2 separate regions of the Homo sapiens genome follow, and region 2 is linked to region 1. The links are chromatin loops, found by intact Hi-C in ENCODE. Cell type or tissue: IMR-90. All regions are shown on one strand. Links, peaks and the distances in the headings refer to the core of each region. The heading gives the core; the rest is flanking DNA.

Region 1 (5,387 bases), core at 135-5,134:
TGTGTTTCATGGTAAGCTGTCTCTTGTATTTATGTAGTTGGATCTTTTATTTTGTTTCTGACAGGACTTTTATTCTAGCACTCTAGATGCAAATATGGTATAATTGTTGGATGGAACCAAGAGCTTGAGTTAACTTGTTTATGAATAATTACCCAAGAAGTCCCATTGCACTTACTATCTCCACTTGTAAGGAATGGGCCCCACCTCAACGACTATAATAGTGTTATCTCTTTCTATTTCGTAGGGTAGTTGGTACCAGTGCCTTTCCTCTTCTACCACACTGTCAACTCCAGTAATATCCCTTTCTGATGTTTGTAATTATTTTGGGTGAGGGCCATATAATTGTTCAGTTAATATTTGTGGATCACCAGTCAATGCTTATTACCAGCATAGCATGGCCTTCCAAATTGAGATGTTAGAGGGTGCTTGTGGCCACCTGCTTTAGACACTTATTGAAGAGAAGTCCACCCACTTTTATTGCTGTCCTTTAGGGCTTTCAGACTTATCTATATATTATGTCCCATATAACAACAGAACAGAAGAGTTTGCAGCACTAAACCGTTACTATCAGGGTGGAGGACTGCAGCTGTGAATCAGAGAGTAATCAATATTAGTCATTTTCATGGCAAACTAAGACAAATTGCCTTTACCCTGCTGGTATCTGTTTGTTTTGTGGTATACAGTCAGGGATAAGCTCTGTCAATCCTGCTGTCAAGATACCCCAGGGTGAAACTGATTTAAAAGCCAAAGACTTATGTGGTGCCAGAATTTTTGGAGTAATCTCTATCAGAGGCCTGTGGAATTGTAGAGGGAACAGAGAGATTTCAGGGGGAGTGGAGTGCTCTTTAACAGAATCCTATAATCTAAGCTGCTTTCACCTTTCTAAGATTGTTCTGAAGTCTTCCCCAATTTGATGACAGACTTAATGTTTATTATTGCTTTAAACTAAGTTTAAGATAACAAATTTAACCTTACTTTATTAAGCACTTTGGTGTTTATAGTGTTTTTTCAACGTTCATTATACAACCTCACTAAAAGCCCTTGTAAAGTAGAGAGTGATTTCATTTTACAGATGAAGAAAGAGAAACAGAGATGAAATAACTGCCCAAGTTGATGTAACTAATTAGGTATTAGCAATGTCAGCATGAAAATTTCTGCCTCCACCTTTCCAGGTTGGTTCTCTTGACATTCCAGTGGTGAAGTGCCCTTAGCAGAGGAGGCGTGGGAATGGCGACTTGACCCTGTGGCACTGAGGTTCTGCGTTGCTTTTCTCTAGCCTCAGCCAAGGGTCCTGTTCATTGCTTTATCTCTCATGCAGTGTTTGATTTATGTATTGTTCTGTTGCAAATTTATTCGTATTAAAAAATAGTAAATATGATAATAGAAAAATCACGGGAGTTAGAAGAACTAGGTTTATTTTTTCAAGCTTTATTTTGTGCCAGTTTTTAAAGAATTTAGATTTAAGTGCCTTAAACTCATTATTATTTTCATTATTTTAGAATGCCTTTATTCAGAGATCTCAAAGGCTATAATCATTTAAAATTTTTTCTATGTATTTTTATAGTCGTATTACCAATTAGTTTATTACTATATTGCAGATACTTATGCTAAGGGCTTGATGACCATTAACATTGTCATACGGAATCCTTTCAAGGACTTTGCTATAGCTATTATTCAACCCATTTTATGAATGGGGTAACTAAAGCTTGTGGAGATTGTAAAATGGTGACCTAAAATTCAAATCCTGATCTGCCTAATTCCAACACCTCACTGTTTTTTCTTCTTTCAGGCTGCCATCTCCGTTTTAATTAAAAAAAAAATTAACATTCTGAGGCTTAAGTTCTATATAACAGTATTTGCTCTGTTGTTGACTAGCAGTGTACGGTCTTGGACAAGTTACGTAATCTTTCAGGAACTCAGTTCTCTTTTCTGTGAAATGAGCATGCTGGTCTCAATGATTTTTGAGGCTGTTTCTAGTTCTAAACTCAGATTCCACTGAAGTATTTCTGAGAATTACAATTACTGTATTGTCTGAGCTCCCTTTTCACTAAACACAAGATACACAAGGGGGCAGTATAACACTTAAAATATGAATTGGTTACTTCTTACATTCAAGAATTACTCTTTCGAAAGGATTTAGAGATATTAAATCCTCCCAAGATTAAAAGAATCAACTCCGATTAGAACAATGATTCTATTCATTTATAATACAGCAATAGCTTTATATATTTCTGATAGTGTAAAATATCATTTTGGATTTCCTTGCCTCAGGATATATTGTAATTCAGGAAAGAAAGATGCCTTTTGCTCTTCTTCTACCTCTGCTGAAAATGAATCTGTTAACATAGGAACTTACTTGACTTAAGGAAGAATTGTGAGAAGTCTTGGGATATTTTAAACCAAGGGAGCTCTAGTGGTAATGTCTTTGTAGAGGATTTCAGAACATTTCTGAGAAAAGAAAGGGACAGGACATGTTGAGTAGGAAATGTCAGATTTCTCTTGGGCTTCTTGAACATTTACTGACCACACTTTTGCTTATTCACTTTGGCTTCTCCTTGTTTTTGTTGATAACTCTCCTTACATAACAAAATCAACCAAAACAAAAAGAAACAAAACTTCTTCCATAAATGGAAAAGAACCATTTCCCGTGCAGAATAATAGACTTTTGGAATAAGCAGACTTGGATGTATAAATTATGCCAGCCAGGGTCTCTTTCTACAGACAAACTTCAGCAGTGTTGCCAGGATAAAAGAGCTATGTTAAAATGAGAACTCTAAAATGGTCAATAGCAGCAAAAATAAAAATGTAACATTTGTGTAGTTTCACAGTTCATAAACCATATTCATAGCCTCATTTTCTGATTATAGAGGTGGTATATTCTCATTGGAAACAATTTAGAATATTACCCACAATCCCAGAACCCAAAGAGAAAGAGACTGTTAAACCTACTGTTAAGAGTCTGCTTATGTCCGGCCTTTTATCTACCTACTATTTCATCTTCACATTTCAGAGGCAGGAATGAAATATCTGGAAAGGTTGGGAAATAGTGCTTAACGGAAATGAACTGGTTGAATTGACTACTATGTCCAGCGATGAGAGAAACCTTGTTAGGAATGATGAATTTTTGTATTTCCCTCTTGTCTGTCTTTTGCCTGGATTTTTAGGAAAAACCCAAAGGAATTTGCACCTATCAGAGAAGCTAATCTCTGGGATCTTCCCCTACTTGACTTTTATTCTTCTGATATGTTTGCAATAGAAAAAAATCTTGAGCAAAGAATGTTTGGTGCGGTATGAACCCTGTCTTAATGGCTTATACCTTCATGATTTATCCTGATTTGAAAATTGCCTATACCTTCAGCTGTTTCTCCTGCTTTCAGTGAATTGCAGTATTTTTTTTTCTGACCTGGGATGCAGTCTTGATTCTTAACCAATAATGAGTGTATTTGCAATTAATATGCACATGCAATTTCTTATGCACATAAGCCTTTCCAAACATTTGAGCTCCTTACTAAGTGACTTAATGTTTGTCTTCACATACTGCTAGTTATAATTGTACTATTGGAAAAAGTATTAATTGCTTTCCTGTAAGTTATTAGGTTATCATCTCAACTTCTTATGGGAAAATTTGTTTTTGTTGCCATCATGTTGTTAAATGAATATTTCGGAATAACCATTACAAATCTAAACTAGAAACATTTTGGACTGAATTAGGAGTATCTTTTACTATCTAGGGATAAAATTAAGGGTAATTCTCTTATTAAATATTTATGCAGTATGCCTTTTCAAGAAGTTGCCTTATATATATGTTAATACTTTTACTTTGCCTCAGAACTACATTTTAATAAAACTAATTGACTTAGTTAATTAATTAAAGGATTACTTTTTATCCAGCCTCCCCTTCCTGGCCACAGACCTAGTTGGTGATGTGAGGGTAGAAACTTGACTGCTAGTTTGTAATGGAAAGTAGGCTGAAACGGGATCCTGAAGACTAGTTCTAATCCAAGTTTAACAACTAACTTGTGTAGCCTCATGTCACTTCTGGGGCCCTCAGTTTCCCTGTCTTTCAGGTGAGGATTTTGCCAGATTGTAAAGTTCCCTTATAGCAGCAAGGTGTGAGGTCTCTGTGTAGTCAAACATCAAGATAGGTGTATGATAGATGGAAGTGTTCTTCAGGCCGGGGGTATGAGAATGAAAGGCTGGCAAGATGGCATTGAAGAGAAGATAAGATTTCTTTTTGGACTGTAAACTTTGTAGTTAGTGTTGCACTGGCAAAATGCTGCATTTCCCTTTAGGGGAGAGAGGTAGTGGTGTGTGTGTGTGTGTGTGTGTGTGTGAATGGTCACAGGTTTCTCCTGACCATGGAGAGACCAATATCTAGGACTGACACACAAGCTTTCAGGACAAATGTGATTATATTCAAAAATGAAGAGTGAAAAGCTCTCCCTCACTGGAGTTCCATCTGCACTGGAAGAAAAGAGAAGAATTCCAGATCCTGACTGGAAAATATGCAAGGAGAATGAAATTATGCAAAAGTGAATTAGGGTTCCAATTGATTTCAGCCAGTTTATTAGACTTTGGCAGCCTGCCTGCTTTAGGTTTGTGGGGCATCACTAGATTTTATGTTAGAGTAGCATTTCTTTACTGAATCAAAGCCTAGCTTTTCCAGCCATAACTTTATAAGTCTCCTTTTCTAGGTCCAGAAAATACCTGTGCACATAGAATTCCTATTATTGCAATGACAATCAAGATTTCATGAACATCATTAAGATTAAAAGTATCAGGCTGGGCGCAGTGGTTCACGCCTGTAATCCCAGCACTTTGGGAGGCCGAGGCAGGTGGATCACCTGAGGTCAGGAGTTTGAGACCAGCCTGGCCAACATGGCGAAACCCTGTCTCTATTAAAAATACAAAAAATTAGCTGGGTGTGGGAGTGGATGCCTGTAATCCCAGCTACTTGGGAGGCTGAGGCAAGAGAGTCGTTTGAACCTGGGAGGTGGAGGTTGCAGTGAGCCGAGATGGCGCCACTGCACTCCAGCCTGGGCAACAAGAGCAAAACTGTCTCAAAAAAAAAAAAGATAAAAGATTAAAAATATTATCATTAAATTATTAGAGAGGACCAGGGAAAAATTTCAAAGACAAATTGAGAGGAAGAGTTAAAAAAAAAAAAAAAGAAGATAGGCCTTAAGGGAGAAAATATATTTCATTCATTTAAGTTTTATAAATTATAATAGAACTAATTCTGGAAGCAGCGTTGCCAGGTAGATTTCTTTTATTGGCCCCACCCAAAAGGCTCTCTACCTCCCATTGATGGCCACCAAAGCAGAAAGCATCAGGGCAGGTATCCTTTCAGGCCTATGATGTTCAGGTGTATCTTGCAGGTGGTGAAG
Region 2 (5,387 bases), core at 122-5,121, 1.6 Mb after region 1:
CTCTCAGTCAGGTGCTTTCTTAATGGTGGCCTCTGGCAACTTCAGCTCCAAAACTAGAAGAAAGAGAAAGTGTGCCCTGCTAAGTTCCAATAAAAGTCTTGGGCCTGGTTCTCTTTGACTTGCATTGTACTCCATCCTGGACCCAATTTCTCTAGCCGGGAAGACACATTTTTATGATTGGCTGGAGTCCCAGAGCCACACAGACTGAATGAAAAATAGATGGGTTGCCGAAGGAAATGAGAGTGCTGCTACCAGTAGCAGGGAGAAGCAGGATTAGGGAGACATGGGAGTACAAAAACCAAGAAATGTTTACAATAGATAGTAATAGTTCAGAGCTAGACAGAAGATCAGAAGTCCATGTAGGTAAGCAGCAGGTTTCAGAAACCCATGTAAAGTGAATGGTTATGAGGGGCTGAAATCCAGGCATTAACCACAAACAACTTTGGAGCAGTGATAACGAAAGAATTTAGAACTCCAGTTACCCTTCTGTGCTTTGCCGGCCTGGTGTATACAGAGACATCTAGTTAGGAGCATCCTCCTTAGACAAGAAGGGGAAAAGAGACCTACAGCAAGAGAATTGCACTGAACTAATGAATATTATCTTAATTTTTTTTAAAAAAAGATCCTCAGGCAGCCCTGGGGTGGGTAGTAGTGTTTACACACACACACACACACACACACTGTCACACAGATAGAAAGTGTTAGAGTCAGTATTTAAGCACAGCTTTGTCTTACCCAAAGCCCATGCTTGTTACATCTGCTTGAAATTTTGTTCTTGTATTTTCCTGAATGATGAATCCTGAGCTACACTTTAGAGTGTCCAGATGTATCATGCATCTCTGGGCTCCCATAACACTTAATTGACACCATGACAGCAGAATCTTTTAACACAGTGCAATAACCAGTTGTTAATATACCTGTCAATGGTCTTAATTTGTTGCTCATGCACCCAGTGGTAAAAAACAAATCTGGGAATAGCCTCCTGGATATGTATTTTTATGTTTATATACATTTGTGACATATATATACTATTCCATATTTATAATACTAATGTTAGTATTAATATTAGATGGTAAGCTCATTGAAGGCAATGGCTGTGTGATTCATCTTTATCTAGAGTTTTGCATGGTACCTGAAATGTAGCCACAATAATACAATTTTCCAATAAAAGTTTTTGAACATATACTTTGACATATGACAATGATGTAGTTGTCCATTATCGCTAACTACTTGCTGTATGTTATCCTAGAAAATAAAATCTTCTTATTAACTCTAAGTGATAGGCACTACTTTTCCCATTTTACAGATGAGAAATCTGAATTTACGTAACAGTTGACAAAACTTGTATTCTAATCCAGTTATTCAGAGCCCCCAAAGATACTGAAGTTAAATACTATGCTAAATTTTTTTTTTAACACATGAAGTGACAGTGAGTCAGAATATTGATACTGTTCTGGAAATTTAGAATATAGACTGTTAAAACTTTTTTTAAAGACAGGGTTTCACTCTGTCTCCCAGGCTGTATTGCAGTGGCACTATCACGGCTCACAGCAGGCTCGTCCTCCCTGGCTCAATGAATCCGCTGGTCTCAGCCTTCCGGATAGCTGGGATCACGGGTTCACACCAGTACACCCGGCTAATTTTTGTATTTTTTTTTTGTAGAGATATGTTTTTGCCATGTGGCCCAGGCTGGTCTCCAACTCCTGGGTTTACCATTCTCCCACCTCGGCCTCCCAAAGTGCTGGGATTACAGGGATGAGCCACTGCATCCCCTAAACACATAATTTTAGTTGTTCATTAAACAGCCATGTGTTAGCAACATTTTTGTAGTTTTATGCTTTGCCTTTCTAACTAGATTATAAGGCTCTTATGTGTGCATAAATTTTTACCATTTTCTATTCCACCTTGCATTGCTCAGATGCTTAACCAGTGTTTTTGGGTGAGTTATTTTTGAGAAAGACCAGGGAAAGTTGTATGTGGGAGAGTAGGCAAGTGTGAGTAGAGAGGTGTCAGGTGGGTGGACATGGGGTATGTAGCATTGACAGCGGAACGGCTTTCAGCCCACTTTCCACACATCACATACCACAGGCTGCTAAATATCCTAGAAAAATCTTGTTCATCATTGCTTGATTGAAGAGGAGACCTAACTGAAAAGAAAAAATTCTACAGAATATTAGGCACTAAGATTTCACAACTTCACTATCCAACAGTAAGAGTGGCATAGAAGTGATCACTCTGAGTTACTGATGATGTTATTTAAAAGAAGAAAATTTCAAATTTAAGTCTCAGTAAAAAGCCAAAGGTTTAAATAAATGGAAAGCAGCCAGCAAGGGAATGGTGTCTGCAGTGCTGGCTAACATAATATACAATGCAAAAAGGCTTCTTCATAATGAAATTCAACTTAAACATGGGGAGACACATTGTCCTATTTTAAATGCTACAAAATGATAGATACGACCTGAGAACCAGAAAAAAATATAAATGACATTGCAATCCGGAGATGAGAGAATGTCTTAATTTTCTGACAGCGTTTTTTTCCCTGCCACTAAATCACCTGTATCAGGCAAGGCCTTGCACCCACCTTGTTGGAAATGAACTCACTTATCTACTGTATTTCAAAAGTGAAATGATGGTATAAATTCATTTAGATATAAAATTGAAGAAATTTCCTTATGTATACATGTCTCAGAGCAACACAGCTGTGCCCTCTAGTGATCATTTTCTTCTGTTGTTTTATGAGGAGTCTTGAAAAGCATTGTAACAAATTTACTCCAGGTTCCTCTTCTATTTTATAAATTAGTTTTTTGTGGGAGATGATTGCTACTTTGGAAAATAAATGCTACTTTGGCACTAGGTATAGTGAGTGTAAAACAAAGAGTTCTTTATTTTTGTTCTCTGGAGCTCCATTTTCTTCACTTATAAATTCACTTTGTTGGGCCATGCCTTCAGTTTCACCCTAGTCAGTTACCAGAGGATTGGATTGAAGTATAAAGAATACATATATTCAGTATTGCAAATCAGTTGGATCAAGTCAGGGCAATTTTTTTAAGGAATATTAACCTTCCTTAATACATGTTGTGAAATGTGGTATGGCAAGAACTCTGTTAAAATTTTTCAGTCAAATTTGATCCTTGGCTCAATTTGATTTACCAGGTATACAAGTGTTCATGTCTCAATCCTTTGCTCCGTTGTAAATGCCTTGTATATAGGTATTGTATCTTCTAGAGCCTGGCATTTTGCACTATACTGTGTTTTGAAGTGTTCCTCAAATGCAAAAAGTTTTTTAAAAAGTTAAAACAATCAACAGACTTTAAGTTGCAAGTGCAAAGAACTTTTTTTTCTGGACCATTTAAGAGAAAGTTACCAATATAATGCCCTGTGTTCCCTGGATATTTTAATATGTGTTTTCCAACATTAATATGTTACTCTCACCTACACCTCAGACTTTATTTCAGTTGTCCCAATAATGTTCTTTTTTACCAAAGGATCAATTTCAGGATCATGTGTTGCATTTAATTGTTACTTCTCTCAGGGTTCTTCCACTCTAGAAAAATTTTTCAGTTTTTTTCCCCAGTTTCATGACCTTGATACTTCCTAAGATACCAGCCAGTTATTTTGAAGAACAATCTTCAGTATGGATGTGTCTGAAGTTTTCTCATGATTATATTTAGGTGACACATCATTGGCAGGAATATCACAGAAGTGATGCTGTGTTCTCAATACATCCTGTCAGGTGCACATGATTTTAACTTCCCCCATTACTGATATTTTCACTTTTATTACTTGATCAAGGTGGTGTCTGCCAGGTTTCTTCACTGTAAAGTTACTCTTTTTCACTGTATAATTTTAGAAGTATTTTGTTGGGAGTTCTTTAAGACTATGTAAATATCTTGCTCTTCATTAAACTTTCAATTTATTCATTTACTTATATCTCTTAGGGTTCATATTTTCTATTTTATTCCATAAACTATAATTTCTTAATATCATTATTTATTTTAATGTTCAGAGTTCCTCCAGTTTGGCCAATGAGAACCCCTGCAAGTTGATGTCTGTGTGATTTTGACACGTTCTATTACTTTTTCAGCACAAAAATTGATCATTTTGTACTTTCCTTCCTCCAGCCCTGGAATCTGCCATTTTTTCCAGGAAGTTTCTGCTTCCTTTTAGTAGCGAATAATATTTAGAAACAAGATCTCGGCACTAGATACTCCTGCTGTCTCTCAGAAAACTAAGCTAAGGAATAGATGTATGCGTATGTACACACACACACCTATGTTTATTTCTATATCTATATTTATTGAAATGCATAAGTTTATTGTCAATATCTCCAGTTCCTGTTCATCACAGAATTAATTCTAGTTGTCTTTTTTCCTTTGTTTTAATTCCCCTTTCTGCGAGTGAGAAACTTGGCTCTTATAGTCCTTCATATATTCACTTAATCAACTTGTCTAAATGTTGCCAATGAACATTTTCCCTGCCAGGCATCGCACTCTGTGTCTGGTGGCTCGTATGCCTGTTCACTGTCTCGTTCCAGCTCTGAGAGCCTATGCAGGATTTCTCCTATGAGTGGATATTCTCTTTCTCTTTTTTGAGACAGAGTCTTGCTCTGTCGCCCAGTTTGGAGTGCAGTGGCATGATCTCGGCTCACTGCAACCTCCGCCTGCTAGGGTTAGAGTGATTCTCCTGCCTCAGCCTCCTGAGTAGCTGGGATTACAGGTGGGTGCTACCATGCCCAGCTGATTTTTGTATTTTTAATAGAGACAGGGTTTCGCCATGTTGGCCAGGCTGGTCTCGAACTCCTGACCTCAAGTGATCGGCCTGCCTTGACCTTTCAAAGTGCTAGGATAACAGGTGTGAGCCACCACGCCTGGGCCTTTCTCTTCTTATAAGAGTATGTCAGATTGGATTAAGGGCACACCCTACTTATTAACTAATCACATCTAATTAATTAACTGATGAACAAATGGCATTTAGAAACTAAGAACTGGATGCTAGGCTCTCCTGTGGCTTGGCCACTTTTAAGAAAAATTACCTTTTTCTGATTTGCAGATTCTCAAGGGCTCTGTCCTAAGCCCTTTTTTTCTCTTTATGTTAAACTCTCCTACCCATTCTTATGGTTTCATATAACATTTATGTAACAACTTCCAATGCTGTACCACTTCCAATCTAGACCTTGTTCCTAAGCTTAAGATTTTATATTGCATGCTGCCTAAATCACTCCACTTGGTTGTTTCTCATATTCAAAGCCAAATTCCCCCCTACTCACCTATCTGCACCAAAATTGTATCTTCTCCCACCTTTCCTGTCACAGGTAACACAAACCAGATACCTGTCAGTCATACTTGATACTTAATCCTCCTTCAAATATTTTTCCCAAACCATTGTCA

Evidence for each region. Hi-C counts contacts between places; a loop is a spot of excess contacts. Peaks named below come from ENCODE experiments on the same cell type or tissue, not always from the same donor. Only the 100,000 strongest peaks of a DNase experiment are listed, where the experiment ranks them.
Region 2: it touches region 1 in a loop (4-fold over the local background); 2 of 110 quality-filtered maps call a loop at or near these places.

What each region holds. Positions count from the first base shown.
Region 1 is chr3:155,698,770-155,704,156 of GRCh38, reverse strand. It overlaps PLCH1 (phospholipase C eta 1), which reads left to right. Exons shown (of 23, transcript NM_014996.4): 2 at 1-11. Among named protein-coding and RNA genes, the nearest start is that of PLCH1, 44 kb to the left of the region's middle. In IMR-90, for the core only: a CTCF peak has its summit at 2,050 (motif pointing right); no DNase peak of the experiment used is centred there.
Region 2 is chr3:154,093,337-154,098,723 of GRCh38, reverse strand. The region is part of intron 2 of ARHGEF26-AS1 (ARHGEF26 antisense RNA 1); the gene reads left to right. Among named protein-coding and RNA genes, the nearest start is that of ARHGEF26-AS1, 25 kb to the left of the region's middle. In IMR-90, for the core only: a CTCF peak has its summit at 2,713 (motif pointing left); no DNase peak of the experiment used is centred there.